Linked DNA regions of Mus musculus: all the other regions are linked to region 5. Evidence: chromatin loops called from intact Hi-C (ENCODE). Cell type or tissue: heart. All regions are shown on one strand.

Region 1 (5,000 bases), 140 kb after region 5:
CAGTGAGTTTAAAGTCAGTAAGAGACCCTGTCTCAATACATAAGGTGAAAATAGCACAGGGAAGACAGTCAGCATTGACCTCTGGACACATATATGCATGCACACACTCAGAGGAACACACACACACACACACACACACACACACACACACACACACTCCCTAAGACTGTATTCTCCAGGAGATGATACTCTAAAAGCAAAGACAGGGCAGGGTGGAGTCGTCACAGCCTCATCTCTATGCAATTTTGTGGTTGGTGTGTGATCTAAAGAAGGAACTGTTCTGTTGCTTACAACTTGATTTATTAGTAAGTAGATTCTCATCTGACCACCTCTGTGGGACCCTAAGAGAACAGACGGCTGACATCGGTGCTGTGACCCACAGCTGAACAGTTAAACTGGCCACAGAACTTGAGGGGATGCAGCCTAGGAATTCTCAGATATAGGAGCACGGCCCAGGTGACTAAAAAAGGACTAAAGCCCTGTGGGTGGGGGACAGAGCTGAGGAAACAGAGCCTGGTCTTGTGCTGTCCGTCTCATTTGTGTCTAAAGCTGAGCATGCCTGGGGAATGTTCACATATGGCTGGGAAAAGGCTTGCCATGCAGACATGAGGGCTGGAGTTTGGATGCCCAGTGCCCACACTTAGTCGTGGCTCTATAAGGATTTGTTAGTTGGCAGGCTACATAAAGTATACTCCCAGGAAAAACAGAGCAGTTGCTGAATCCCCCAGCTTCCTTCCATCCTGCCAGACACATCGTCCATCCAGTAAGTGGCTTTAAAGGAACCTTAGTGATGTGTTTAACCACATCTTGTGTACTCTCCCACCCAGGCCCAACTTTTGCGTTTGTCGCTCTTGGACATGAATAGCCACCATCCAACGGGTCTCTTATGAAACCAACATCTATGCTTCAGTTTTTCTTTCCTCTCAAGGCCAGCATGGTCTTCGTGGGCTCCCAATCTCCTTTCACATAACCCTTCTGCAGCCGCTTCTCTCTACTTCGGTCACTTGTCCTTTGGGGGTCACTAATCCCCTGGGATGAGGGAATCCCTGCCCATCTCACGGTTCTAGTACTAGGAGCAGAGCAAGCTGTGAATTCTCTCCTTGCTGGGTGCTGTCTGATTTTCTGCGACTAGCGAAGACAGGCAAGTCTCCCTTGGATTTCATTTTTTCATGCCAGCATTTTTGCAGGTGTAAAAGCTGATGGAGACAGGGGAAATCTGAGGAAGTGGAACATGCCACAAATAGACTCGGCATGCCTCGAGAAAAGAAATGCAGAGATTTAGTAATGGTCCCAGATCTAAAGGGCAGCGCTCTTACCTAATACGCCTATGCTTTGAGCTAAGCAAACAGGTTTGCCATCTCCTTAGCAACCAGAATACAAACATGTCTTACCTGAATTATCCAGTCTCTTTGCCAAAGCCACTCACTGTGAGTGGGGGAGGAGACAGGTGTTTGGTGAAAGAGTCCACATAAAGCACATATCATTCTGTTGGATGGGGCGTTCACCTCCCAACCTCATTAACACCTCACTTGTTTCATTTGCCAGCCATGGCCTAACTTCTGGTAAAAGGTTAATATAAACTCACCCTTCTGTCAGTCAATGACATTTAGGAGACCGATTTAAAAAAAAAAAAAATTCTGCAAGTTTTTTTTCTGGAAAGTTCTATTTATAATGACACCATTAAATGGCCAAAGACAGTAATTATAAATTGCCTCCTCTGCATGTGCAGGTAAGACCTTCATAGTCAACACTGTGGCCCTCTCCCACCATCCCCCAAGGGACTTCACATTCCTGCTTGTTCTGTGACAATACAAGCCATGCAAGGTACAAGGTATTTGATTCAAATCATGTCCAAGGAGCTGCTTGCTCTGCTGAACTGTGGAAGTGAGGCTAGAGAGATGGTTCAGTAGTTGAGAGCACTGACTGTTCTTCCAGAGACTGGGGGGGGGGGGGGGAGAGGAAGAAGAGAAGAAGAAGAAGAAGAAGAAGAAGAAGAAGAAGAAGGAGGAGGAGGAGGAGGAGGAGAAGGAGGAAGGGGAAGAAGAAGGGGAAGAAACAGGTCTCTAACACATAAGAGTCTGAGAGACTCTAGAGAGACTTCTCTAGAGAGAAGCAGCAAATGAAGTAATCCAATCCTGAGACCATGACAGCCTCTCAGAGCTCCATCTAGAATGTTCTTTGTCTATGACTCTCATCGTCTTTGTCTCCCAAGGCTGGCTGAGTAGCGTCTCAGTGTGGCCTGCAAGGCTGCTTTTTTGAGCAAGCCAGTCATCACAGTGAATACTCACTTCCACACTCAGCCTGCCCCTTCTTAGAAGAGCCTTCCTGGGGGGCAGAAGGATGAGACGGACGCCAAATTGGGGCACAGGAGTAAATATCAGGGTAGGAACCCCAGTTCTTCAAAACAAATGGGAAGCAAACATGGGAGAAAGCGGTGGGCCACCTCCTGCCCCCTCCCTGAGCTGGGTCTTTTCAGGATGTTTGAAAACTCTGGGACACAGAAGTTACTTGTGAATGGTTGAGTGTACCACACCCGTGAGGATCTGGCTAGGAATGCTAGGACCTCTGTCATGTGTGTAGAAACCTATGTAGTATTGCAAGCCACGGAAGCTACATGTTAGCCTAACCACAGAACAACTGCCAAACACAGGTCTGGGAGGAGAGGCTGCTATCTTCCACGAGTTGAGATGAGGCTTTAGCCCTCGGAACTCATTGGGTAGAGCTTGTAAAAAAACAAACAAATAAACAAACAAAAACAAAACAAAAAACTGAGGGGCTGAGGCAGTGAGGAAGAGGCGTAATGGAAGAAAGAGGACCACCTAGCTCAATTGCCAAAGCTCTCCTGGTGGCAAGATCTTGGTGTGGGAGGGAAGCTGGGCCATGAAGGACCCAGAGATGCATCACAGGCAGCCTCCTCATAGGATTCCGCCAGATGGTGTCAAGCTGCCAAATCCAGAGATAGAGACTGGCCGGGTGGCTGCCTCTGCCCTGCCAGACCTGGCGTGGCGTGGCAAGTGGGATGATTCGTTGACAGACACACACTTCACACTTGGAAGTGGGAGGGGAAGGTTTATGGGAAATGATTGCGAAATAACCTCTCTCCCGAACTGAGGTCCTGTGCAACTCCCAGACTGTTGTACCTACTGCTATTAATTTACATAGCACGTATTGTACGCCTACTCAGCTGGAGTAAATAACATCCAGTGATGGGAGGCGACAGTAGCTGCCTGGCAGGAAGCTCCCGGATTCAGTTTGTGTCAAATACTTTACACGGGGTATGGCTTGTGTTGTCACAGAACAAACAAGAGTATGAAGTCCTTTGGGAAGGGGAAGGTCACATAGGTACCAGCACAGGTCTCACCCTCACATGCAAAGGAGGCTATTTATAGTTAACCCTCTTTGTCCATTTAGGTGTCTCTCTATAAATAGAACTTTCCAGAAAACCTTCCTAGCAATTTTCTTTTTATCAGTCTCCTAAATGGTGTTGACAGAAAGAGGTGAGGTTGCACTAACTCTTCAACAGGAAGTCAAGGCATCGCTAGTAAATGAGACAAGTCAAATACTGGTCTCAGCTCAGTGCGCCTACCATGGTGGGCGGTGTTGTTTCTAGTCCCATTGTACAGAGGAAAAATGTGAGGTATAGTTTCTCTGGTCTCCCAGGAATACAAGAGCCAAGACATCACACGTTTTAGCTGTGTGGAGTCACTCTACGTGTTTCTTGCGTTTAGTTTTAAACCAGTGTTGTACGAGGCAATTGAAAGAGGCCAGCAGGGACCAAAAAAAAAAAAAAAAAAAAAAAAAACCTCTAAAGAAGATTCTAGTCTGAGGGAGAGAGAAAGCAGTGCCCTCTTCACCACATATGGGCATCTGGAAAATATCAGACTGTTAGGTTCTCCTGGTGACTATGGCGTCAAATGAGGAATTATCAGCCCCCTTCCCCTGTGCTAAAAACTATTAAACTGGCCATCAAACATAGAGACATGCATTCGCACAGAAGCGTTGAAAACAGGCATTGAACCTGACCGGCACTTCAGGGTGGACACACCTTGGCCCAGGTGGTCCCTCGAGCAGCCTGTGTATGAGAGACTTGAGCTGGAGCAGTTATCATGCTCAGAGTCCCACCAGGATGGAGTCTGCTGAGAAGGGAGACACAGGATTCCTGAGGGTTGGCGGTGGGCTTCGCCCCACAGCCGCCTTATGCTTTGTTCATAGAGGAGAGTGAATCCTGTGTGATATTCCCAGCCTTCCTGCATTCTCCACACTTCATCTTTTAAAAAAGAAAAGAAAAATGATCTCGTGGACAACACGATGATGCTAGGTACCCCTCTGCAGATGCTGGTGCCCGACTGAGAACCTTCCGTGCCAGCTATCCACCCTGCCATGCTGTCTCTTGGTTTACAGGATTCTGGAGGATTCCATAGAACAGCCTCTGTGTTCCAGGTCAGCCCTGTTTAGTTACGTCAGCCTAGTGTGCTTTGCCTACAATTGTTATTTTGCTCTTAAGAAATAAAATAACTGCCAGGCAGTGGTGGTGCATGCCTTTAATCCCAGCACTCAGGAGGCAGAGGCAGGCAGATTTCTGAGTTCGAGGCCAGCCTGGTCTACAGAGTGAGTTCCAGGACAGCCAGGGCTATACAGAGAAACCCTGTCTAGAAAAGAAAGAAAAAGATAGAAAGGAAGGAAGGAAGGGAGGGAGGGAGGGAGGGAGGGAGGGAGGAAGGAAGGAAGGAAGGAAGGAAGGAAGGAAGGAAGGAAGGAAGGAAGAAAATAACCCATAATGTAAGAAACATTGTGAGCCAGGCCCGGTGAGGCAAATGTGCAATCCCAGCTTCTTCAGAGGTAGAAGCAAGGACAGCCACAAACTGGAGACCTGCTCTGGCTGCAGCATGAGCTCAAGCCTGTTCTGAATAGTCAGTGAGACCCTGTCTCAGAAAGTCACAAAGAGGCCTGAGGATCTGCCATTGGTGGAACAATTGCTTAGCATGTGTGAGGTTCAATTC
Region 2 (5,000 bases), 190 kb after region 5:
CCAATTAAAAACCACAGATGCTTGGCCTGACATCAATGCAAAAATCAGAAAAGCCACAAGTAGCAACATAGGTAAAGAGCTTACATCTTAAGTATATGCATGAATTTACTGAGTCTTAATACATAAGGGGTCAAGAGCGATGGCATCATATTTATCTTACCAAAGAGAACAATAAGAAAAGGAAAAGCATTAAAGATCTAGAGATAGGACCCAGCTTGTGCCACCTGGATCATCTTGAGTGCCACACTTAGCTGAAATCTGATTAAAACAAGACATTATCTATGTTAGTTGATGTGGTCCTGTAAGTCAAGCTTTGGGGGTGTTTTAGTTAGGGTTTCCATTGTTGTGAACAGGCACCATAACTGAGACAACCCTCATAAAGGACAACGTTTAATTGAGGCTAGCTTACAGGTTCAGAGGTTCAGTCAATTATCATCAAGGTAGGAAGCATGGCAGCATCCAGACAGGCATGGCACTAGAGGAGCTGAGAGTTCTACATCTCATGTTCCGAAGTCAAACAGAAGAGGACTAGCTCCCACACTAGCTAGGAGGAGGGTTTCAAAGCCCACCCCACAGTAGCACACTTCCTCCAACAAGGTCATACCTACTCCAACAAGGTGACACTTCCTAATAGTGCCACTCCCTGGGCCAAGCATATTCAAATCACCACAGAGATAGAAATACTGTAAGTTCAAAGTCTGCCTAGGCTACCAAGTGAGTTGAAGGCCAGCCTGTGCAAAATAAGTGAGACCTTGTCTCAAGACTAAAAATAAAAATAAGAGGGCAAGCAAAATGTTTGTACTAGTGCAAAAGTGGTAAGCCTGCCATGCATGGGGGTAACTGCCTCCTGACAGGATTTGAGGCCGGCTGCACAGTGGCCAATCCATGCCTGGTACTGTTAACCTAGTTAGAAGTCCTTGACTGGGGAAGCCATAGACCCTGAGGGAGGGGAACTGACTACTGTTGTTTTGTTAAGTGTACATACAGTCAAATGTTTATGCTTATGCCCATAGATTAGGGATGCTGTCAGCTCTGGTCAGAAAAGGTTCTGTTGCTGTAGGTAACAGGTAACTATTGACGCAGACTCGAGGCTGAGATTAAGTGGCTCCCAAGGGTTTAGTCCTAAGCGGGACATCTAGATCCCATGTTTGGGAAACAGAAGAACATGAAACAGGCCAAAGATAAGAGGAAAGGGATGGGAAGGAGCACTATGAAACAGTGACTTTTGGGCATCACATGAATATTGTAACAGACTGAATCCCTCAGGACATGGCTTGGTGGAACTCCTGGGAGCCCCCCAGGACCTCTGAATCATTGATGGTTCCTGGGAGAGGGAAGAATCTCCTTGCCAGTGACACAGTCCTGGTAAGTTGCCCTTTCTGAGGTAAATAACCTCTCACACATGTTCATGCAAGTACACATGTACACACCGAAGACACATGTACACACCAAAGACACATGTACACATGTACACACCGAAGACAAGAGGAGGAGGAAGACTTGCTCAGAAGGAGTGACTCATGATGGGGACAAGATAAGAGAGATGAGGGGGAGACACACAATAAACGGACATTATGTAAACCTGTGAAGAATAAATAATATTAAATGAAATAAATATAAATAAATGGGTCAAAAATATAGCTCATTAGAAAAATGTTTGCCTAGCTTGCACCAAGACCTAAGTTCAAGGTTTAACACTGATGACAAAGGTGAATACTTGAGAATACAATCATTTCCACATCCTCTTGATGAACACTGAAATGGCCAAGGATGTTTCATTTGACATAGAAAGAACAGCTGACGCAGCCTGGAATTTGCTAGATCAGATCTCCTCAGAGAAACTTGAGTTCAGAATCTGACAGTGTGACTTTGAACAAATTACCTATGTAACCTCAACATCAGCTTCTTTCTATGTCCAATAAGGGCGAAGAAAACAGTGCTGTTTAAAAGTCACAGTGAAGCCGGGTGGTAGTGGTGCACGCCTTTAATCCCAGCACTTGGGAGGCAGAGGCAGGCAGATTTCCGAGTTCGAGGCCAGCCTGGTCTACAAAGTGAGTTTCAGGACAGCCAGGGCTCTACAGAGAAACCCTGTCTTGAAAAAAAAAAAAAAAAGAAAGTCACATCGAGTGCCTGCCAGCCTCCGTGTCATCAACTAAGCTAGATAAATAGGATAGCAATAGCAAGAAGCATTCCTCTAACTGTGACTGTGACCTTCGCTCTTCTGAAAACACACCCTTGACTTGTGCAAACACTTGGCTTCCTCTCTTCCATGTATAAGAGATGAGCTGCCAATATTTCTCAACCTCGTCTGAACAATTTTTCAGTAGAAAAATTTGTAGAAACCAAATTTGCTGTATTCACTCGTCCACAGCTTTCAATGGTCCAAACTAAACATTCCTATTTAATACAGGGTTTTCTTTCCCAACAACTCAGGATACACACACACACACACACACACACACACACACACACAGAGAGAGAGAGAGAGAGAGAGAGAGAGAGAGAGAGTTGCTTACCTCAGCAATTCATTTCTCATTTTGGTTTGGGCCACAGCCAGTTGGTAAAAGGTTTCAGCGTGTGTGTTTACCGCCTCTTTGTTCTCAGGCATTTCTGGGGCCTCCTGGCAGCTCTCTGGTCTGCAGCAAAGCCTTCCAGGGTTGCAAAGTCCAGACAGATCCCAGGCTCTGACACTGCCTTGGGCTGACAGAGAACAGCTGGAAGTCGTTCATCTCCTAAGCCAAACTCATGCCCAGATCTCTAGGCAAGTTTGAGGCAGGAGCTGAGCCTCTGGCCCCAGGAGCTAGCTTTACTAGAGCTGTTTAACAATCATTGCACACTAGCTTCTGGACTCTCAATTCTCCTCATCTCCAACAAGAAGTCAGAGGACTATAGTTGGGCTGCTGTGTGTATGCCCATCATATTTGCTTTTCAGTAATAATGCTACACATTCCAACTTCCAGGAGGCCCGGGCATCTCTTTCTGCATTCATCACCCGAGTCTGAGCCTCCAGTCCTGATCCCAGTTAAGGGTCCTACTGTGATTGAACTTGAGCTTAGAGCCTGCTCCCCAAGTCGGGTTCAGCCACCCATCATCAATAAACCAAGTAAAAGAGCCAAATTAATAGTGGAGAGAGAGCAAAAAGTGGGATATTTTCTCCATATGGCCAATTTGGGAAAGGAACAGAGATTCAGTGATGCGCCAAGTCTGTCTTTGGAGTCCTGAAGTCAGATTCAAGTTTAAAGAGGGTTAAGGACAGTCACACTTAAGTCGTCGGATCAAGGTGTGGTCTTACCCGCCGCTGACCCATCCCTGTCTGAGCCTCCACTGGTGATCTGACATGTTGTTAAAATTGAATGAAATCTCTTGTTCACAGTTGAACTTTTCCTTCCGGTAGGAGATTCCTGGGGAAATTCTCATTTATTAGGGGCCCATTGTTGTTTAATAGTCTGATGGATTGAGAGACGCTGTGTTTCTTTAGAAATTCTTCGGCTGCACTTCTCTAAGCCTGGACGTAAGAAAATCAATTCCATCCGAGCTGAAGTCCTCTCCAGCCCTCTCATCTCCCTGCCGCCATTATAGCATTGAAATACATACCTACATTTAAATGCATACTGTGGCAAAGATAATTCAAAGATTGTATGACTCTACAGTCAAAGATACCACCATTAGCCTTCAACTGACCAGGATCCAAAACTGATCTGGCCGTTGTCTGGTGTTCTGGGATCTTGAACCAAGTCTATCATCTCCCTTTGCCTCAGCTCCCCTAATGTAAAGCAAGGATTTAGACACCTAGAGCTGGCATAGACAGAGGGAGTGGCTAGGAAAGGCCTAGTCCACGCTGGTGGTCAGTATCGAAAGTCTAAATACAAATTCTGCTAGACTCTGTTCTCCTCAGTACACTCTGGGTTTGTTTCAGCCATTGGGAACTGGGGGGTGGGGTGAGTCTGGAGGATAGCAATGAGACAAGAGTAGAGTCCTTGCGTGATTTAAGTGGTTCTCTCCACTCTCAGTTTTCATTGGAAGCAAACGTCTTTATCTACACAGTGAGACTCTTTTTATTTAAATGCTCCAACATCAGTGTATGTCACCCTGTCGTGGGGATTACCTAAAATGTTCTTCCAGTAAGGGGCTGTCACTGTATCCTATAAGAAGACACAGAAGATTTCTGAAATCCACTGGACTCCTCGCACATGGCAATGAACGTATTTTCCCAGTTTCCCTGTGGCCCGAGCTTGACCTCTGTTTGGCACCCTTTGCTCCAACCAGGAGACGATGAGCTACGAAATCTCACCATTGCTTCCTGAGAGAGGAAAGAGATCATGTCACATCATACTAGGAGGAAACGTCTGACAGGTAAAGTACACAAGTCCCCCCTAGCCATTCTCTGTCATTCCTCTCCATGAGAAAAACAAACAAACAAACAAACAAACACTAAAATCTATCAGGGATTTTGGGGTGAAGGGTGGGTAGAACTACTGCCTAATTTCACTCATCAACAAAGAAACAACCCTGAAGAAATGTCCTGAAAGAAGTGGCTTCTTCTTCTTCTTCTTCTTCTTCTTCTTCTTCTTCTTCTTCTTCTTCTTCTTCTTCTTCTTTTTTTCAAGACAGGGTTTCTCTGTGTAGCCCTGGCTGACCTGGAACTCACTCTGTAGACCAGGCTGGCCTCGAACTCAGAAATCCGCCTGTCTCTGCCTCCCAAGTGCTGGGACTAAAGGTGTGAGCTACCATTGCCCGGCTACAAGAAGTGGTTTCTTTTGTACCACCAATGACACCGTCTCAGAGCTCTATGGAATAGCACCTTCTTCCAAACTATTGCCAACTTACCTTGAGGCCAAAACCAGGCAGGATGTCCTGTACACGCTGATAGAAACTGCACACCATAGCCTTGGCCACTGATGCATCTGACTATTGACAATTCCACATTTTATGTAAGAAATCTGAGATGCTCTGTCAGACGCCAACAAGTTCCTCAGTAGAAAAGACAGAAAGTTAGCCAC
Region 3 (5,000 bases), 170 kb after region 5:
TTTGGGTTAATAGGGTGGTCTTCTACTCCACTCACAGAGGGGATAAGCAAAGGCCAATCCAGCTGCAGTTAGCTGCTACTATTTTCCTGAATCTTGTAATTAACCCACTATGATTAATTAATTAATTAATTACCCTTGAGCCCCTCTCCTGTACTCAGTTAGCATCCCAGGCTGCCTTGCCATGTGGTAATTAGAAGGTGGGAATTGTGGGAATAGAAGGAGAACATGATTAAAATGCAAGGTCTGGTAAGACCGTCATCGCCCAGAGACTTACAAGCTGTACCTAAGGTGGGAGGCGAGCTACAGTTTGGAGATAACGAGGAGAATGTTGCTGATGGAGATGTGCTCTTTGTTCAAAGCTAAGTGGCATCTACAAAGCAGCTCTCTGAGTCAGTCTGCTGAACAGGCGATGGCGAGGAGCTCGAACCAGTGCTTTGTCTTTTAGTCACTCTGGTTGCTGGATCGTATACACTCGAGGGAAGTTGCATTTTCCTGATGAGGAATGAAGGCAGGGCATCTTTCCCTGTGTTTCCTGACCAGCCAGAGTTCTTTGGAAACTACCTCTACATGTCTTTTCACATTTTTTTCCTCGTGTGATCCTTTTCTTATTAATTTCTAAGACATCTTTATAAAATTGCTTGCACACCCTTTTAGTGATGCATGATTTTTAATGACTTTGCATAATCTATGACTCCATTTCTTTAAACTTTGATGTTTTCTTTTGATAGTGATCCTTACAATTTTTTTTAAAAAAACATACTTTTATTTTATGTGTCTCAGTGTTTTACCTGCACATATGTCTGTATGAGAGAGTTATAGACAGTTGTGAGCTGCCATGTTGGTGCTGGAGTTCGAACCCGGATCCTCTAGGAAGAAGAGTCAATGACCCTGAGCCATTTCTCCAGCCCCATGATTCTCATTTTTAATAGCCTAATTTTTCACTTTTTATGTTTGTGTTAGTTTGAGACAATCAACTTAAGGAAGGATGGATTTCTTTTTGATTTTCAGTTCATGGTTGGCTGGTTGTTGTTTCTAGGCCTGGGGTGAGGCAGACCCAAACTGTAGAAAGGCATAATGGGGTAAAGTTCCAACCCTAGAGGAACAAGAAGCAAACAGGAGGAATGCTTGCTCTGGTAGACATCCTCCTCCTTCTACTACTTCTGATGCACTGCACGGCGCCACTGCATTCAAGACAGGTGCTGAGCCTTTGCTTCCCCTCCTCTCGAAAGCCTCTCACAGACACACCCAGGAGCACCCTTCGCAAATCTCCCAGACATCTCTCAGTCTAGTCAGATTGACGTTAAATATCAGCTACAATATTGTTCAGTAATTGCACATGCTACTTATGAAATCTTGTCCTTTCCCACTTTGTTACCCTGACACATGGTTGTCAAATCTGTGAGTGTGAGCTCCCCTTTCATCTACTTAGGCCTTTCTTCCAGATATACTGAGGCATAAACAACAAACAAAAATTATAAACTTTAGCTGCTGAGGAGATGGCTTGCGGGGGGGTGGGGGAGGGCGGGGGGTTGGGGTGTAAGCAAGAGGACCTAAGCACCCTTATAAAAAGCCAGGCATGGCAGCACATGACTATAATCCCAGCGCTGGGAGGTGGATACAGCAGGGTCACTGGCAGATAGTCTGTCTAGTCAATCAGTGAGTGCCAAGTTCAATAAGAGGTCATGTTTGTAAGGAACAATAGAAGAAGACATTCAATGCTCTTAACATTTGGTCTCCATGCACATGTGCATCTGTACACACACACACACACACACACACACACACAAACCAGAAATGAAAATAAATAAGCAATATATACTCAAGCAGTAAAATGCAATGTTTTGATATAAACACACAGTTGAAACCATTGCTATCGTCAGGCTAATTGATACATCCACGGCCTCACATCATTACTTCTTATGGGCACAATAAGAATACTTAGGATCTATTCCAGTCTTATTCAAGTTACCTCAATAAGATTCTCTAATTATTAGTACATAAATTTTGTACATCATTTATTAAATTATAATAAACTTTGAGTCGATGTCAAGTATCTGTCACTCAAATCTCAAGAGAGACAAAAATAAGAGAAAGAATCTGAACTATGTTTCATGGCTGCAAGATGCTTTGGTGAGGTCATGGATTATAGATGAAAGGAATGAAAGAATTAATATTCATGCCGTACTCATTCTGGGATGGTAGAGATCAAGATAAGAGAGACAAGCAACCAAAGTGGGCTGAAATCGTTGACAGGGTGATGCTGAGCAGAGGGTCCGAGGCTTGAGATGGGCTTGAGAAATGAAATGAATGGCATTTGGGGAGTGGGGAGAAGCATTCCACAGGGAAGACCTGGAGTGAGCCGAAATGGAGAGGTCAGAATGTGTGCAGTCTATAAAGACGGCACTCGCTAGCTTTAGCTTCTACATTCTAATTTATGAGTGGGCAGAACTAAGTAAGATGAAGGCTTATTCTTAGAGGCACATAGAAAAGAAAGAGAAACTTAAAGGGAGGAATTGGGGGAAAGGGGAGGGAAGGAAATTCAAATCCATGTTATTGTGAATTTGGTACCCTTGACCTCTGAGAAGGTAACTCAGCAAGTACACGCCTATCCTTGCTTGACACTGATTGGCTGACCACCAACCATGGGGGTGCCTTTAACAACTTCCTGATAGACGCCCCCAACTCACACCTGAACCAAAGGACCTGCCAAAGACCGCTTCTAAATCAGAAACAGAACATTGTATAGAATGCTTGATCCAGGGAGCCTTTCCTGCGACCTTCACAGGTTAACCAGATCTGTGAATGCATTAGACCTGGCACCTGAAGCCAATACATGCACATAAACATTGAAAGAGTCATTTAGTGCTGATGAAGACTTCCCTAACCAAATGCTTCTGAGAGTAAACACGGAGCCAGACTGGGCTGACTACCCGCTGCGCACATGCAGTGGCAACAGCTGGGCTTCCTAGAAGAATCGCGGCTGGAAGTGGGCCTTCCAGTCTGAGATCACTGACTAGGTTTCTGATGCTCTCTTTCCATCCTAACTGGGGCACAGTTTGCCAATAGCTAAAGAAAACTGATCAGTCCTGGGGCAGCTCCAAAACACATGGAGAGAGGCCCTGCGGTCTCCTGGGAGCCACTGGGACGAGTAAAGCAGAGAAATATACAGAAGGGAGTTCAAACGATAAGACTCCTAATGGGACTCGAGTATGCATTTGGCTAAGATCTCTTCTAATTTTGGAACGCATTGGAAACTTCTGAACATCATGTTCTATTTGGCTCCGACAAAACATAGCTCTGCATTTGCTCGGTGTTTATTTTATCCTTCAAGATCAGAGCGTGATTTACTTGTAGCTCAATTTTTTGTGTGTGTGTGTGTGTTGAACACAAGCCCCCAGTTAGAAAAACAAACTGGTATTTTTATTATAGGTCCCCCTAGGGTGGTTAGTGGGGCGTTCACAAAGAAGAAACTTTTCTCTCGAAAAATATGCACACCAATATAGAAAATCTATGCAAACAGAAATGCCCAAGGGGTAACATTTTGTAAAGTCTAAAGTAAGACTCCTCAATCCTCTGACCTCTCCTCCATCTGGGCAGGGCAGGGTCTTCTGCAGCAAGTCCTGCCTGGCAAAATGTCTTGCCATATTTAAACAAATATTTGGAGCAAGAAGACTAAAGCTTTTCTTGACTGTTCCCAAATACTGACTGAGGGTGTTGCCCGTGGGGACCCTTCCCATCTCCATCTCACTCTTTTGTTTGCCCTGGAACAAGCTTCTTGGTCTTCCCCTAGCTGAAGCCACTGGGGACTACAAAGGTACAAAAACAGAGAACTGAGAGATGCATTTTTCATCAGCCTGGATCCTTCTCGAAAACCCAGCCTGAAATAACTGAAGCCAATACATGCACATAAAAATTGAAAGAGTGATTTATTGCTTATGTAGACTTCCCTGCCACCTTCAGCTGCAAAGGTGAAGAGCTGTGATTGGCTCGGTGATTTGGTTAAATCACTTGCTGCTGTCTGAGCCAACCACTGCACCTGTACCTTGGTTATGTCATGTGATGCGTTGCTAGGCAAAGTGAATTTATTTCCAGAAGAAGGAGGGGTTGGAGGCGGCCAGTGAGGAGTGCTATAAACTAACAAAAGGGGGGCTTTCATAATATTTTAGAACTAGCACCCTAGATCCTACAGAAAGCATTCTTTCTTCAAACCAAAGGCACCAATGAAAGAAGAAATCATCCTTTGCAGACACGTCAAGGGCATCATTGAAGGTGGCACACTGTAATGACTAAAAGCTTGAACTCCATCCTAGCAGTGCCATGTTGTAAACATGGTGTTTGGTCATTCTAAAATATTTTTGTTAGCATAATATAACTCTTAGTTAGGGTTTTACTGCTGTGAACAGACACCATGACCAAGGCAACTCTTATAAGGACAACATTTAATTGGTACTGGCTTACAGGTTTAGAAGCTCAGTCCATTATCATCAAGGTGGGAGCATGGCAGCATCCAGGCAGGCACAGTAAGGGAGGAGCTTAGAGTTCTCCATCTTCATCTGAAGGCTGCTAGGAGAAGACTGGCTCCCACCTGGTTAGGAGGAAGGTCTCACTGCCCACCCCCACAGTGACACACTTCCTCCAACAAGGCCACACCTCTTAATAGTGCCATTCCCTGGGCCAAGCATATTCAAACCACCACAGCATTTATTAACTATAAATAACAGATTCCACTGTGAGACTGTTACACACTTATATTGATTATATTTAACCCATCTCTTACACTTTCTTGTGCCTCTCTCACTTCCATTGGTCCTTCCTTCTTACCAGCCAGTCCTTAAACTTCCATGTCTCGAGTGTGACCCAATGAGTTTCACTTACAATAGCATAGGTGAGGGGTTATTTACCAGACAGTGCACATCTTACCAATGGCTACATCATTTGTATTTGAACTTTAAGCCTAAGTCTTTGTATTTACAACATGAGAATGATAAATATAATCTTCC
Region 4 (5,000 bases), 180 kb after region 5:
AGCGCTAACTTAGGAGTAAGAGTCAGCTCTAATCAATCATCCTCACCAGGGTCCGTGAGAGTATTTCTCTCTTGCCTCTCTCCACCTCTCACACTTCATTACAGACACTGGCTTGCCAGTTTCTCTGGGTGTCTGGGACTCTACAGTTACTCAGATGTTTGACAGCTTTATCCTCCCCTCCTATGTAGACCCAGTGTCCTCTTCCCACATTCTTGACATCACATTCTTGAAATTGCTGCCCCTTCCAATCCCCCTCCCTTCCCTGGTTTCTCGACCTCTGCAGCATAAGTCACACTCTGGCAAGCATACATTATTCTTTCTCCTCTCGTTGGCCGTTTGCCTCATCAACTATCATGGAAGCTCTGCGAGGAGAGAAGATGTGTCCATCTTGTCTGCCACCGTGTCCCCTGCTCTATGGCAATACGGCGGCGCGCACAGCTATCAGTAGCACAGTTGGTGCACAGTCATTGCAGCGATGCAGGAACAGAATACCAGGGCCCCAGAGGATGAGGAAATGAGCAGGAAACCTTGTCCCAGCTCAGGATATCAAGGGACACTCAGAAAAAAGGGAGGGAGGGAGGGAGGGAGGGAGGGAGGGAGGGAGGGAGGGAGGGAAGAAGGAATTGCCATAAAGGGACCTTAGAAACCAACCAACAAATCTCAGATTCAGTGGAGTGTTCTCTCCAGGAGCAGCACATGGAACTGCCAAAGCAATGGACACACCCGGAGGCCTGATGGAGAAGTTCCTTTTGTGTGGTTGCTTGTGTGCTCTGGCTTCTTGTTTTCACTTCCTTCACTTGCTTTTGAAAAGCCTCACAAACATGAAAACTAAACTTCTAATCTCTCCAGTCTTAAGCCAACTGCCTGACTGCTCCCTGAGACTCGATCTGGAACAGAGAGATGCCCTTGACACAGCAGGACTGACGGCAGCCTTGACTTTGATCATTCATCCATCTTTGTTATATTTTATAGATTAATTTTTCTGTTCCTTCCCACTAACAGCAGGCGAGCACCATGCTCGGTTTTCAAACGGGCACAGTAGCTGGTGTCTGCAACCACAGATTCAGAAACCAGATTCTGAAAGTTGAACTGAATCAAAAAGCAAAACTTGAATTTGTTGTATGCCAGGTTCTATGACAAATGCAACCTAATGAAGTGATGTGTGGGCAGGCACTGTGTCGGGAATGGTACGTAGTCAAGAGATGATTTAGCAGCAAGGATTGTATAGATTACATACAGAGGCTGTGCTGCTGTATCTAAGAAGAGACTTGAGCATCATGCATTTTGGTATCTATAAAAGTCCAAGAATGTATCTCTCAATAAAGGGTAGGCTGTCGAGCCCATAGTCACATAAGCTTTGAAAACTTTGCAAAACCAGGATGCTCTGATTGTAATGGTGGTAAGACTCTCTTCCATTCCCACCCCACCCCCTCCTGCTTCCCACACCCTGGGCAGAGACTTTCTACAGTATTTTTGGAACAGTGCTGAGGTAAAGTTGAGTTGGCATATTTAGCTTGGGTTTAAGGGGATATATTTAGTTGGCTTTCAGTCACCTCTGAACATTGATAAGTTACTGCTATTCATAGGCATTGCTTCTAGAAATACTCTAACTTAAGGGCCAACTCATGCAGCATCGTGATACAAAGGCACACAGTCTACCATGACATGTGTGCAATAGACAATTTGGCCCTGGGAATATATGGGGAATGAAAGATCACCTATATTTGAGGTCACCACAGTGGTAGATAGTCTGTGAGACTCCTCCCTTACCAATCATACAAAAATATAAGCCAGAATATCCATCATTCTGACTGTCTTAGTTAGGGTTTCTATTGCTATGAAGAGACACCATGGTCACAGCAACTCTCATAAAGAAAAGCATTTAATCAGGACTGGCTCATAGTTTAGAGGTTTAGTCCCCTGTCATCATGACAGGAAGCATAGCGGCCCCGCAGGCAGACACAGTGCTGGAGAGGGAGCTGAGAGTTCTACACACAGATCTGCAGGCAACAGGAAGAGAGGGTGATACTGGGACTGCCTTGGGTCCCCCAAACCCCAAAGCCCACCCACTTCTTTCAACAAGGCCACACCTCCCAATAGTGCCACTCCCTGTGAGCCTGTAGGGGGCCAATTTCAGTCAAACCACCACTTAGAAAATTTTGACACTTTGGACCACAAACCTAGAGGAGTTTTCTAAATAGCATACATGCCCTGCTGTGAACAACGAAGGGCTTATGGATCTCAACTGTTTAAACCTAAAAAGAAGTCATGATGTATCAATGAAAGGGTATATCACTTTTCTATCATTTTCCTCTTTAAAATTGTGATGCTTTAAAGAGACTAGCAAGGAGTAAATATTCAACACAGTGTATTATACTATAATGTATAATGGGAAGTTAACTAAAGTGGCTATTTTCTGGATTTTTGTCTTAAGTCATCCCAAAGGTCCATGTGAAAAAGTTGATCTCCAGATGAGGCAGAAGCCTGATGACAGGGCCATGAGATTAGGGCGTAGTAGAGCCTTTAGGAGGTGGGAGCTGGGGGTGTGTCCTTAGGAGACGCCAGGGAACCTCCCTCACATTCATTTCTTTGTGGTTCTTCTGTTCAGTCACATGCTCCCACCATGATATACTGTCTCACCACAGGACTAAGGCAACTGGATGCATTCATGCTGGAGTCAAACATCTGAAATGGTGTTTTACTAATAATTTCAAAAAAATTATTGCGATAGGAAGATGACTAACACAACATGTGGTTTGGGTTGCTGAGGAGAGTAATATGATGTGTAGACATGAGTAGAATACGTATGTGTAGATACTATCTAGTATATTTATATATTAGATAGTATATATATATATATATATATATATATATATGAAATACATAGACAGTATATGTATATACCAAATGAGTCCCACACAGAAAAAAAAGGAGGGGAAGAAAGTATCAGACTGCATTTGACATTTCTATCAACCCATCCCCCATTCTCCTCATCCCCCTTAAACATAGTCCCCAACAAATTATGCTCAACACTTATTCATATTGAAAATAAAGTGATTAAATTTCAGAGTTCACTCTAGATCAGAGTTGGTAATCTTTGATACTCTCCTTCCCCTGTCACTAAGGAGGGAAGCTTCTGGTGTTTTGTTGTCACTGCTTATTCTGTTTGTGCCATACTATATAGATTAGGCCTCAGATCGTGTACGTAACAGGTAATCAATCAACCAATCAATCAACCACTGAGATTCTTCTTGGTGGTGGTGGTTTTTTTGTTTTGTTTTGTTTTGGGGGGATTTTTTTTTTTTGAGGCAAGGCTTCACAAAGTTGCCTAGATCGGCATCAAACTTTATCCTTTTGAATTTGTTATCCTTCAGCCTTCTGCGTAGCTTAGAGAAGAGGCTGCAAGGCCTCCTCTTCTGAATGACTCTTGACCAAGCTGTTTCCTCAGGGAGCAAGCTGACATCTTCCGGGGGTTGCACATGCTGTTCCTAGGTTCTGAGGAGTGACACAGCCAGTTGTACCCAAGACCCTTGGTACAAAACCATGGTGTAAAGAGGTCTTTCCAGTAGTCCTGTGTCCTCCCTCCCTCCCTCCCTCCCTCCTTCCTTTTTTCCTTCCTTCTCCTTGAGTACGGTAAGAACCCAGGGAGCCTTGGACTTGGGCAAGATTACACCACCTTACATGCACTTACCCTTGAATAGCAAGCTACCCTGCGCAGCCTGTGCCACCTTCCATCCTCTATGGGGCTGTCCATACAGGCCCTCAAGGGCAGCCAGCTACAGACCCACCACTGACTGTGGTAACCATCCCATAGAAACAAAGCACAGTACAGTAAAGTCCTTCTCCATATGCTAAGCAAAGATGTAGTACACTAAGCGAAGCAGCCAGCAGATAATCATTTACTTCAGCCATGACCTTTGTGTTGAAGGTAATTAGAATGATTAAGCACCTGCTGGCTGAGGCGATGTTGAAACTGAAATTCTCTGGGCCTGACTCAAGGCTTTTCAACCTTATTCCCGTTCCTCTCAACCCTATGGGGAGAGCAGGGCTCCTGTCATAACAAACAGGGAAATCCCCATCTCAGGCCTCCTGCCTTGAAACCCTGCACCAGGCCAGTGTTTTCCTTTGTCATTGGAGGTTTGTTTACTTGCTGGGCAAAGAGAAGCCTGCAAGCATGTACTTGAACCCAGTGGAAGCAAAGCTGTAGGGATCAAATAGCACTGGGGGTGGGAGGAACCAAGGCCAAAGGCACCAGCAGAGTCTAATCCCAGAAAGTGGCTGCAGCTGTGCTCCAAGGCTGTCATCCTTTTCTTACTGGAACCCTTGGGATGTTGTTTATTTCCTATCTGGACTTACATGAGCGTGCCAGCCTAGGGTACTAACGTCACGGTGAGGTGAGCTGCCCTCCTTTCATCAATGTTGATTTTCATTTGGACTCCTCCATTTTTGGCAGGACATAGCTCTGCCAACGTTTTTTTGTCTTCTGACCACGGCCTTGAGAACTAACCCCCTCCACCGAGCTCCACCCCAGCTTATCCCCCAGCTTCCCGTGAGAAATCAGAGACTTAAAGATGATCAAGTTCACAGCGATGCTTAATTAAAACTGTTTCTCTTGAATGGACTGGAAGATCCTCTGAGGCCAACAGGAGAGGAGAAGGGAGTAATAGAACTGGGTAGTCTAAAATGTGCAGTGAAAGCTGAGATTTGCAGGCACAGTCACGCAGAAGGCTTGGATTGGCGTGTTTAGACACTGGGAGCCAAATTCTCCCCTTGACTGCACTCTGTGCCTCTTGTCCTTGAGCTAGCGTGGGGGACACACAGTTTCCACCTTTCCAGGATGCAGAAACACACGAGGTCCCCAAGAGATGGAGGCTCCGCCCTTATCGAGCAAGAGGAAGGCAGTGTTACCACAGGAAGCAATTAGTATGAGGCCCCGAATGGGAAGAGTTCCTGGAATCAGAGAGGTGAAGGAGGAAGAAGGAGAGAGGGAGCCAGTGTAC
Region 5 (5,000 bases):
CTCATTTTAAAATCCTTTATGTTTGCAATCAAGATTAATCATTCTACATTCATAAGTCTGCATAATGTACCCCTAAAATTTCAGAGGTATTTTAAACTATAACACATTATAACCCCCTCTATTGATTACCCCAAACTACTACATCTTTCAAATGAAATCACTGCTTACCCAGGGGATGTGTATATGTGTGTATGTATCTATATCTATAGATACAGATACTCATTCATTCTTAGAGCTGGTAAATTTGGCTCAATAAATGTGCACATTATTTTCTGCTTGCGTTCATGCTGCCCAACCTTTTGTTAGTCCCGTGTCTATCACCAGCATAATCACTGGGCCCTGGCACTAAAGGTCAAACACCCTATGTCACCAGCTGTGACCCACAGTCCCATCTTGTTGCTGAGCAGATTTCTAAGGAATGATTTTGATGTTTTATTTATTAAAACTGGAAACAGGGACAGGATAAGCTATTGTTTGGGTTCCTATCTCTCAGTGCCTGTGTTTGGCTTTCACTCATTTGTAATTCTTCATCTCTCAAGTGTTATGCTTTATTATTTAGGAATATTTTAATTACTATCTTATCAACTTCAATAAAACAAAAGTTTATCCAATATTGAGAAATGCCTAGTGGCTTCAGGCCACTCTAATTAAAGATCAAAGCATATCACTTATGGGCCAAATACTGCTTGAGATCCCTTGTGGACACTCAACAACAACAACAACAACAAAGAAAAAACAAGAAACAAGAAACTAAACAACACAATTTTTTTGGTTTTTTTTTTGGTTTTTTGTTTTTTGTTTTTTTTTTTTTTTTTTTTTTGGAGTCAACTAAGAAAATGCATTGGCTTTTCATATTGCCATGTGGCTGAGAATCTGGGGGAGGGCATGGGGGTGAGGGAAATGCTGTAGAGAAACCACTACAAAGCATAGAGGCTATAATTTTAAAGTCTATTTTTGACCAACAGAAATTTTCATGTTGTTTAGAAAAGCATCCCATATCAAGGTAGTCAAAATATCCCATTGATTATTATAATCAGCAATGTTAAACATGGAGTTCACACCCCCTCTTTAAGCCTAGGTTATTTCTGACCGAATGTGCACTTGAGCTATGGCCAAGAGGATGCTAAGTGAAGGAGTCAGGAAGCAGGGATGGAATTTCCGGGGCCCCATTGAAGTGTAGCAGCTATATCACCACTTTTTTTTTTTTACTATCCATGAGTAATGATTCTGGAATTTGACGATGTACCTTCATCAAATTTCAATGTCTCTGTAAAATCAAAGGGCATATGGCAGTGGACCAAACCAAGAGCTCCGAGTTATTCTTAACACAAACAGCATGTCCTTTGCCCTGTAGTGTTTTCAGCCAAACTCATGCTGCATACACAATACTCACAGAATATACGGGATAGTTAGCAGCCATGAGGTTGCCTGCATGAACTAGCTGTCTCTGCTTTATGAGTTTGGGAAGGAGATGGGAATTCAGGTTTGGTTACCCATGGGACATTTCACCAAGCTTACTCAAGCTCACTTGAGAAGGGCTAACCCTTTCCCCAAACTGGTAACAGGTTGGATATTACATATCACACAATAATAAATTTGATAAAAAGGTGGGTGTGCACAGGGATAATTTTCTCATAAAGAGATCCTTCAGAATTGTAGAATGCTCACTGAACATGTCCAAGGTCCTAAATCTAATGAGAGGGGGGCGAGAGGGGGAGAGAGAGAGAGAGAGAGAGAGAGAGAGAGAGAGAGAGAGAGAGAGAGAGAGAGAGAGATTGACTTTACAGTAGTTTAAGGAATACTAATGTGCTCAATTTTTTTCTCCTCTTAATGCAAAATATTCTCTCCCCTTGTTCTTGTCTTTCCTTCCCACCCACCCCCATATTACTTAGAAAAGCATCTGTAGTCAGGGGTGCAATGTCATTAGACCCCCTACTAAAGTGAGTGAAAGTCACCCTTTTTGTAGCTCTAATGTTGGAACCCTTTTCTCCCTTGATTTTCTGTGTTTGTGTGTGTTGGTGTTAAGGTGTATGAAGACTGAATGTGTGCAGGGTTATATGGGGGAGCCAGAGGGCAGTCTGGAGAGTCTGCTACCCAGGTGCCATCCACCTTTACATAATACAAGGGGTTTTATTTGTTTTGTTTTGTTTTGTTTTGTTTTTGATATAGGGTGCCTTCCTGGCCTAGAAGGCACCAAGCATGCTAGGTTGGCTGATCATCGAGCCTCTGGGAGCCACTTGTCTCTCTTCCCCCACACTAGTAGGCATCTAAGCCACTATGCTGAGCTATTTTTTTTAACGGGTTTTAGGTATTAAAGTCAGGGCCCTCTTTGTAAGGCAAGCATTTTACTGACTGTTCTGTTAACCCAGACAAGAGGCTGTCGATTCCATAACCGGTCATAGTCTTCCTAGGAACCGAATGGACCGGTTATTCCCTAGAGTAGGACATTTGATTGTGTGCCTTCCTGGGCACCGTTTGATGAATAACACCCCCTAAACACTTGCTGATAGACGCACTTACAGGTCCCATAAAGGAAAAACTACGTGTCTATTATTTAATCCCCATCCCTTCCTCATTTGTCCACCAGATGGCAGAACAGGGGCCAGGATAGAAGCTAAAATATTTTTGATTTGCTAATGTAGTAAGTATGAAGTTACATTAAAAGCAGGAAATAAGCACCTAAATGTAAACCTATGACTTAATGTCCATTATATTGGCAGCATGAAAATATATTGCAAAAAAACCAAGATGGTGGAAAACTTAGGTACTAAGTAAGTTAAAAGTTCAACAATGAATTGAAGGGCCTGGATATACTGTTACTCTTGTGCAATGGGCAGAGGGGACAGGAAAGTACTTAATGAAGGTTCTTTCCCGAGCCTACTTTTGAACCTGAAACTAGAAATAGAAAATGGTCTCTTTTCTTCATGCTGTGACAGCCCTGGGCCTGGCAAGTGTGACATTCTCTACCTATATGCAAAGTTAATTTTGAAACAAGCCCTTTAAGTTCAACTCAAGGGCAGCTAAAGTATATAAAGAAATATTGAGTTGGGGCTCTGGGGATCATTGCCCAACATAAAGGCGAGTCTGTGTGCTCACAGCTGGTAAATGTTTAACACAGTCCGTGTTATTAAGCATTGCCCAAGTTTATTTAGCAACCTCTTAAACAAACAGGGGTGATGCTTTATTATTCTCATCTAAATGGATTTAAAGTGGAGGGCACAAAGAAGATAGGCTGGCTTGTTGATATTCTCATCGGTGTGTCTTCTTCACATGTGGATATAAAGCTTTGCTCCTGGATTTGCAGAGGTTATCGTCAGAGAGACATGGCCATGAAGCTGTACCTTACAGAGGAAGGGCCAAGTGGAGTGAGATGGTTTTGAGAATATGTATATCAGGCAATAACCCACACGAGAGAAATGGAAAGTGAATTTTATGACAGCGGTTGTAGGACATTTTAATCCTCATCTTGAGGTGCACACCGAGTCATAGCTATTTGCTTAGCCACTCTACTCTCTAAGGCCCTGGCTTTAACCTTTTCTGGTCACCATGGCAACAAGGACACAAATACAAAGGCCATAGCACTCTCCAGCACTGTGAGGAAGAATTTCCCACTGTATACACAGTACGTATAGTTGACCTAAGCATAGCAGGAAGAATGTGGTGTAATTTTAAACACAGTAAATTGAGTCATAAAATGGAAGTGGATGCAGCTAGGAAAATGTTACCAACAAAGGAAGGGAAATAGTGCTGTGTTGCCGTTCCCACTAAAGCCCACAGTGCCCTCCCTCTTCTCCTTGCCTGATATAAGGAGAACCATGAAAACAAAGCATCCAAGCTTTGATTTTGCTTTTTTTTTTTCCCCTTAAGGCCCAGACCTAAAATAAATGATTCATTTCTAGGCCAACCATAAACGAGTGATCTGAGATGCTGATCTTGAAAGCACTTCATCATTTCCAATCACTGGCTGAAACAGGCTCTGCTAAAAATCCTGTGGTTCACTCCGCATTTCCAGAGAAGCAGCCAAGCTCTGGTACGGCTCTGACCTGATTCCTGGACGAGGCTGTCTGAACGAAGCATCTGTAGAAAGAAAGGTTGGAGCTGACTGTGGAAGGAATTATGGAGCCGTCCCTTGTGTTCAGTCCTATGCACTAAATAATACTGGGAGAACTTGAAAAAGGATATGGGGATAACAAGATTCAAGCAGCTTCCCTGGGCAGGAATGAAGAGCCACAGAAGAAATTCAAAGTTTAAAAAGACTAGACAAAAAACCAAAAAAACAAAAAACAAAAACAAAAACAAAAACAAACAAAAAAACAAGAAACAAAACAAAATAACAAGAAAAGCGGCAGCATTCGGGGACTTCTGCCAGACCTGAATTGATTTGTTTCTCAGTTTGACTGATCAGCATGGGACAAGCAGCCATCATTATTGAATCATTTTCTTTGTCTTGGTTTGACTGTTTGCATTTTTTTAGTAGGGGAACTTGGGCGATAGGCAGATACAACGCCACTGTACTTGACGTGAGCTGCCATGCCAACTGAGGGAAGGAACCAGAGCTCCTTTTCCTGCGACTCCCATTTGTCCCTCAGATACCTGCCTGTATTGAGAGCTGTATTGCGAAGCACAGCCCCATCAGTGCTGTTGTAGTTGTGGGTGTTGCGGTTGTGGATGTCATTACTCAGTCCTTCGGTTCTCTGCTGTCTACAATGGGTGTGAGGTTAAATAAATAACGAGTGGTTATATGTATGTCCACCGCCTAACACCTACCATTGCATGGTTCCCAAAGAAATGCCAACAACAGACTTAAAAGTATCAGAGACTCTCATCACTTCTTCAAGGAGGAAGTATAGCTGAGGAGAAAGAATGTCAGGAAACCAAGGAAACAAATTCATGCCCCAGCTGGGCCGCAGCCAGCTGTGAGACTGAGAGCCTCCCAGCTGCTCTGGGGTTCAGTTTTCTCATCTGCAAAATTAGGATGCTGGCCTGAACCATCCCCCGTT

What was found. Peaks named below come from ENCODE experiments on the same cell type or tissue, not always from the same donor. Only the 100,000 strongest peaks of a DNase experiment are listed, where the experiment ranks them.
Region 1: a loop joins it to region 5, with 2.5 times the contacts of the local background. A loop is called at or near these places in 2 of 42 quality-filtered maps.
Region 2: a loop joins it to region 5, with 2.6 times the contacts of the local background. A loop is called at or near these places in 5 of 42 quality-filtered maps.
Region 3: a loop joins it to region 5, with 2.5 times the contacts of the local background. A loop is called at or near these places in 2 of 42 quality-filtered maps.
Region 4: it touches region 5 in a loop (2.0-fold over the local background); 4 of 42 quality-filtered maps call a loop at or near these places.

The regions. Positions count from the first base shown.
Region 1 is chr14:76,729,844-76,734,843 of GRCm38, reverse strand. No RefSeq gene overlaps it. Among named protein-coding and RNA genes, the nearest start is that of 4930431P22Rik, 28 kb to the left of the region's middle. In heart, a CTCF peak has its summit at 2,903; a DNase peak (open chromatin) is centred at 3,013; H3K27ac peaks cover 2,937 bases.
Region 2 is chr14:76,679,426-76,684,425 of GRCm38, reverse strand. 1700108F19Rik (RIKEN cDNA 1700108F19 gene) reads right to left here. Exons shown (of 5, transcript NR_015485.1): 3 at 4,828-4,971; 4 at 4,106-4,300. Among named protein-coding and RNA genes, the nearest start is that of 1700105F02Rik, 4.3 kb to the right of the region's middle. In heart, no CTCF peak of the experiment used is centred here; DNase peaks (open chromatin) are centred at 2,215 and 2,675; H3K27ac peaks cover 1,482 bases.
Region 3 is chr14:76,707,040-76,712,039 of GRCm38, reverse strand. No RefSeq gene overlaps it. Among named protein-coding and RNA genes, the nearest start is that of 1700105F02Rik, 32 kb to the right of the region's middle. In heart, no CTCF peak of the experiment used is centred here; a DNase peak (open chromatin) is centred at 3,029; H3K27ac peaks cover 1,446 bases.
Region 4 is chr14:76,698,040-76,703,039 of GRCm38, reverse strand. No RefSeq gene overlaps it. Among named protein-coding and RNA genes, the nearest start is that of 1700105F02Rik, 23 kb to the right of the region's middle. In heart, CTCF peaks have their summits at 1,932 and 2,134; no DNase peak of the experiment used is centred here; H3K27ac peaks cover 4,034 bases.
Region 5 is chr14:76,873,772-76,878,771 of GRCm38, reverse strand. No RefSeq gene overlaps it. Among named protein-coding and RNA genes, the nearest start is that of Gm30365, 39 kb to the right of the region's middle. In heart, a CTCF peak has its summit at 2,578 (motif pointing right); no DNase peak of the experiment used is centred here; H3K27ac peaks cover 2,352 bases.